2 separate regions of the Homo sapiens genome follow, and region 1 is linked to region 2. The links are chromatin contacts, found by Hi-C or POLR2A ChIA-PET in ENCODE. All regions are on one chromosome and are shown on one strand. The core of a region is the stretch at or near the end of the contact, and the rest is flanking DNA. Distances in the headings are between cores, read along the strand shown. Region 1 has its middle 190 kb from the start of LINC02461. Region 2 has its middle 230 kb from the start of LINC02450.

What was found. Hi-C counts contacts between places; a loop is a spot of excess contacts on that map. ChIA-PET counts read pairs that join two places held with the same protein, here RNA polymerase II (POLR2A). Pooled maps may share reads with other maps.
Region 1: a map of Caco-2 shows a loop between it and region 2 (7-fold over the local background). The contact joins two enhancer-like sites. A Hi-C loop is called at or near these places in 2 of 168 maps with a recorded cell type or tissue (Caco-2 and Calu3), 1 of 37 single-sample maps with no recorded cell type and 2 of 50 pooled maps. POLR2A ChIA-PET finds 5 or more read pairs at or near these places in 1 of 52 experiments (AG04450).

What each region holds. Positions count from the first base shown.
Region 1 is chr12:42,960,200-42,963,067 of GRCh38, forward strand. No RefSeq gene overlaps it. Among named protein-coding and RNA genes, the nearest start is that of LINC02461, 190 kb to the right of the region's middle. RefSeq lists an enhancer at 420-1,619. Within about 2 kb of position 1,317, at least 6 of the 41 ENCODE cell types and tissues checked have a DNase peak (open chromatin) inside an H3K27ac peak, as active enhancers do.
Region 2 is chr12:42,920,717-42,923,705 of GRCh38, forward strand. No RefSeq gene overlaps it. Among named protein-coding and RNA genes, the nearest start is that of LINC02450, 230 kb to the left of the region's middle. Within about 2 kb of position 1,360, at least 2 of the 41 ENCODE cell types and tissues checked have a DNase peak (open chromatin) inside an H3K27ac peak, as active enhancers do.

The sequences.
Region 1 (2,868 bases), core at 67-2,566, 39 kb after region 2:
GGTACGGAAGCGGTAGTGTGGTCTCCTTTCAGTTGCACCTGAGTAATGCAGTAATGCTGATGAGTAATGCAGAGGTCAGTGTGCTGGGTGCTGATCAGCAAAAATAAAGAGATATAAAACTGAGAGTCAGACCCCTTTATTCTTAAAAAACACTGAGATGTTTCCCTCTGCCTGATTTTTTGTGGGAATATTTATACTGGAACTTATCCAAAGTTGAGTCAAGTCCGGGTGAGTGAAGCAGCCTCCAGGGAATAGTGTGCCTGTCCAAAACAGGTAATTACCTTGGCCAGAGTTTGCTATATGAATGCACACTTTGCTCCCAACAAAGCCTTTAACTTGCTCAGCCTCTCTCTTGAATTGGGCCCATTGTGCCTCACTAAACTTTTGAAATTTTATTGGCTCTTCATATTTTACTTTCTGTCTTTAGATACAATTTAACGCATTTACTGTCACAATGCACTCAAGCGCTGTGACTAAGAAAGTAAGAGATAACTGTGGATAGACAAGAAAGAAAATTTCTAGATTGAAGATGCACGTTGACTCAAACTGTTATTTCAGAAAGAGCATCTTAATGTCTTCTAGATCAATAACTCTTTTTGAATATCTTTTATGTGCAAATCAGTATGTTAGATTCAAATATGTACAAAGAGAAATAAGGAATGGTGCTACCTTTACATAATACGTTGTGAGACAAGGATCAAATCCATAATTAATCAATAATCAAATCCAGCATATAGATATATAACTATATTTATTCATTTATTTATTTATTGAGACAGAGTCTCATTCTGTCACCCAGGCCGGCGTGCAGTGGTGCCATCTTGGCTCACTACAACCTCCGCCTCTTGGGTTCAAGTGATTCTCTTGCTTCAGCCTTCTGAGTAGCTGGGATTACAGGTGTGCGCCACCACACCCAGCTAATTTTTGTATTTTTAGTAGAGATGAGGTTTCACCATGTTGGCCAGGCTGGTCTCGAACTCCTGACCTCAAGTGATCCACCCACCTCAGCCTCCCAGAGTACTGGGATTACAGGCGTGAGCCACCTCACGTGGCCAGCATGTTAAATATAGTAAAAATAGAATGAAAATATAGCAATTGATTTTGTGAAGCTCTTTACGTTGTTAAAATAGAGGTATGCAAATTGGATGAAAGCTCACTTTGTTAAGAGGTAAAGGGAAACCTTAAGTGGCTTGCATTTGGTTATCCATAAGCATTCTGAGTCTCATAGATAAAACCTGGGATTTTATTATGAGGTTATTATCACACTGAACTAGAAGTCAACCTCAGACCTCTCAGCTGCATAACTTGGCAGTTCCAAATACTGCGCCCACATTCCTTGGCAAAAACAAGCTCCCAAGAATTTTGAGTTCTTAACCTCTACATTTTCTTGGTGGTATGTCATCAACCACACCTGTAGGCACGATCTTTGTTCCTTTAACATTCCATTGAGCTTTGTACAAACAGTTAATCTACCCAACACATACTCTCAATTTTCAGAGTATTGGATGATGCAATAAATATTGAGAGACTTGCAGAGATAAAACAAGCGAAAGCATTCTAGTGATTCTTATTTTTTATTAATTCTGAGATGTCTTTCATAATCTATGAATTTTCTATTTAGGTTTTATTTTGAAAGGCACTGGCCCAGAATAAAGACTCTTATCTCTCATTTCTAGGAAAGGCATTGTGTCTCAGGGTATCCTTACCTTTTTCGGTTTGTTTTCTCCATATTTTGGGCCTGGGAAGGGTAGGAGCTTGATTTTTCTTGTTTTCATATATTCCCAGCAATGCATTTAAAATAAAATTTTATATTTGATTCAGCATTTAGGATCTTATTGTTCAAGGGCTATTGAAAATATTTAGTTCACCATACTTTTTAAATTCGAAGTTTTCTCTAGAAACTCAAAGGAAGTGGAATAAATGAGTATGACTTTATCTCATTCTTTTCAGCTCTATCTCATGCTCTAGCCATAAAACACTCTTTTTTTTTTTGCAATGAATAAACCAGGTATTGCAATCAGTTCATTGATATAATTAGAAAACACATAGAATTCTATTAGATTGTCTTCTATACTTTCTGCAGCACCATTTCCACTCTCAGCCCCCATTTCACTCCCTAAAGCAACTTCCAGTAGCCAGGATATTTTAGTGGTTCTTGTGGCAATAAGAGATGTGACCTGGTCCTCTCCTGAAAGAGTAATAGAAAGTCAGACTTTTTTTTTTTTTTTGGCTTTTTATCCATGCAGTCTTATCTGATAAACCTTGCCTCGTGGAAGAGAGTTTCATGGTGGAACGTGGGTTGGTGTACTGTTGTTAGGGCTCCAGATAGAATTGGGGTTTTATCTAAACAGCCAGAAGGGTCAGTTAAGATACAGAAGTAATGATGATGAGATTGGTAATGATAACAAATACATATCAGTGCTTACTATCTGCCAGGCATTGTTTTATGCATTTTACATATTGAAACCATTTGGCCCAGAAATGATAAAAAGAAGACAAATTTCAGTTTTGTTTTACATTAGCAATAGGTGATTAGTTACATCTGGGCCTTTTTTATATGTTTATTTAGTGAGTTAATAGTTTAGGTTTTTGTTTTAGAGGCAAGTGGTAGGTAAGAATAGGTGTGTCTTCTTTGCATTTAGGACAAAAAAATTGAGAACTACACTAGATACAGAGTTAACTAAATTAAATTAATTAAACTATAACCCTTAGAGCCCTTTCCATCATTTGTATACAACTGGTGTCTATCACCCGGCAAATGAGCAGAGAAGAAAATGAGTTATTGTCTGCCTTTATACCTGCCTGTGTTCCTCTATAATTTTCAGCAAATATTTCTTCTTCTTTTAAGTGTTCCCTCAATGCCAGCTG
Region 2 (2,989 bases), core at 110-2,609:
AAGCACTAGACTTTTTCCATCATCACAAGATATGACATCACCAGGATGAGAAATGCCAAATTAGAGGGTCAATTTTCTTACTTTCAAGGTAGTGATGAGGCTTTGTAGTTCCTGCACAGGTGCAACATAAAAAGTATTTAAGAAGTTGAATAGGCACTAGCCCACTCGACCCTGCCTCCAACTGTGTGCCTTATACTCCAAACTGGGTCCACCTGTAGCCTCTGTCCACACAGTCTGTTCTCTCTAACTGGAAATGCTTCTCTCCAGTTCTCTAAGGATTTCCCACACATCTGTGATAGATTAAAGATGGCTGCAAATCTTTGCTACTCCTTTCATTGAGAGATGGGATCTATATTCCTTCACATCGAATCTGGCTAGGCTCTGTGAATGCTTAACCACTAGAACAGGACAAGCCCAGGCCTCAGAGACTTGCAGCTTCCACTTCCTACTACTTGGAAAGCAGGTGCTGGAGGAAGCCAGCTGCTGTGAATTGATCTGACTACCCTGAGACTGCCATGCTGGTGTGAAGCCCAAGCCATGTGGAGAAGCCCTGGAGAATGAGATGCTGTGTGAAGAGAAGGAGAGTCTGAGGAACACCGAGATACTAGACAGGCAAGTGAGGGACCTTCTGGGAAGTGGATCCTTCAGCCTCAACTGCCTCCATGGACACTGTGTGGATCAGAGATGAACAACCCATCTGAGCCCTTCCTGAATTCCTCACCAACACATCAGGAGCAAAATAAGATGAGTGTTTTAAGGCTGTAAGTTTTGTTTGTCGCACAGAAATAAATATCTGGAACAATATCCTTCAAGACCTTGTTCACATATTACTGCTTGGGGGAACCAAGCAGTAATTGTTCTGTTTTGGGGGGCAGAGTGATTTTTTGTCTTATTTTCTCCAAAGTCCCTATGTCCAAAGCAGCAGCAGTGGCTTCCTTTTGTTAAATATCTCCTACATCTCAGGCACAGCACTTGCTTTTATGCATATATTTCCTTACTGATTTCTCAAAACAAATCTATCAAGATGTCCTCATTATATTGATCAGGAAGTTGGGACTCATAATTATTGAAGGTTACGCAATGGTAAGCTGTGGAGCTGGGATCTGGACCCAGTTCTGCGTGGCTCTTTCCATAGCAGTGCACTGTGTTTATTCCACCACTGTCATTCTAGATAACTATCTGCTTACAGATCTTTCTCCCACACCACACTGTGCAAGGGAGAGTTTCTATTCACTGCAGTGCTTCCCAGCATCTGGCATAGTGTCTCATGCTCAATAAATGTTCATTGAATGAGTAAACGGCCTGCAGGACAATTTTCAGAGAGTCAAATACAAGGCCCTATTCATGTAGAAACAGAATTGCTTTCTAGTGAAAAGGTAATAAGTCTCAGCAGTCCTCTGAAATCCAGATGGCAATGCCTACCTCCTCCATCCTGAGAATGTCAGCAATGGTAACATTGCTGAGTGTTTGGCCAAGGGACTGGCCTATCTTTACTTGAATCTTGAACACACAATACCTCAGCAAGTTCACAGGGAGCCAATATTGTTATCTGCTGTTGGTGTGAGACAACATCTCTTTAATAAATGAGCCAATTCCTAAACAATAGTGAACTCAGTCACCTCTGTGGCGAGTGTATCCTTCTATCTTTTACTGCTAAAGCTATGGGAATCAAGAATGCAGGGCAGGTCCTTACTTGAAAGGAGGGAGACAGATAAGCCGCATTAGATAATGCGGCACAGCCTAGATGTAGATAAGATGTTACGGAGGCTGGACTTTCCAATTTGCTGGTGCTCTCATCCTCATTTATTACGGACGAGAATTTTCCCTGGATCCTCTCAATCTTGCTATTGTTGACATTGTATTCTGACACTTTATTGGGAGGACTCCATAAGCATTTGCTTACCAGGATTCGGTATAGAATATGTAGGAGAAAACAGCACAGCCTGACTCCTTTTGTAAAAGCAGAACTGATGTGAGGAATTTCCAAGTAGAGCCAGTTAAATAAAATGCCAGTTTATAGCTTCAATCCTGCCAGATGATCTGAGATAACTTACAAAATGTGCCCTCTTCACAAGAATGTTTACATGGAGAAATAGCTGCAATAAATAATGAGCAACTGTCTGAAAGAGAGATTAGACTTCAGGGTGTTACTTTCTGTGTCACGCGGGTACCCCTCAGTGTGAAGTTAGGGACCTGTAAATCATTTAGGGGAGGGTAGAGATTTAGTTAATATTGTCCTATATTGAAAGAGAAAAATAAATTCCCATGATAGGATTTTTACATTTGTTAACGTATTTAATGAAAAAGAAGGATTTTGTGATGGACTGTGTTTTTAAATTCGCTTTCTGTTCCATTCTCTGAATACACCGAGGTTTAATTAAAAAAAAGTATAGTCTTGTAGGGGCAAAGTGGCTATAATCTTGTGGGTTTTCTGATGTGCAGACACTCTTTTGCTGGCCATCTGAAGGCCTGTACTCTTGTCAATAACATGTCAGCTTTGTACGCCGTCTGAGGAATGTGTTTGAAACTCAAGGGGAAAATATGGATCATCCACTGTTTGTATTATATTTCTTTCTTGCATGTCTGTCATTTTCATTGGAACATTCAGTAAAATTAGGTCAGTTATGGTTTTAGTTAGCAATGCAGCTCTTGTGTTGTACACAAATCATATGATGTTTCTAATTATCTCTGCTTTTTAACATTGATCTGAAACCAAATCCTTAACTATGCATGGCTTAGAGGTGTTTCTCTTTTCCCTTCTCCTTTTTGTTTTGACTTCTTTCTGGAACTAAAATGAAACTTAATCTTGAAACAGCAAGATATAATAGTTTTGGCTTTATAGGCAGCTTAAAAGTCCAGGGTTAAGAGGAAAAGAAATGAATAATTATTAGTTATACAGTTGTAAGTGGAAATTTTTGAAGTAATTAATTGGGTGATCCACTACTCTTTTTCTAAAAGTTAATGCTGTGCTTATCTTTGAACTTTAGAG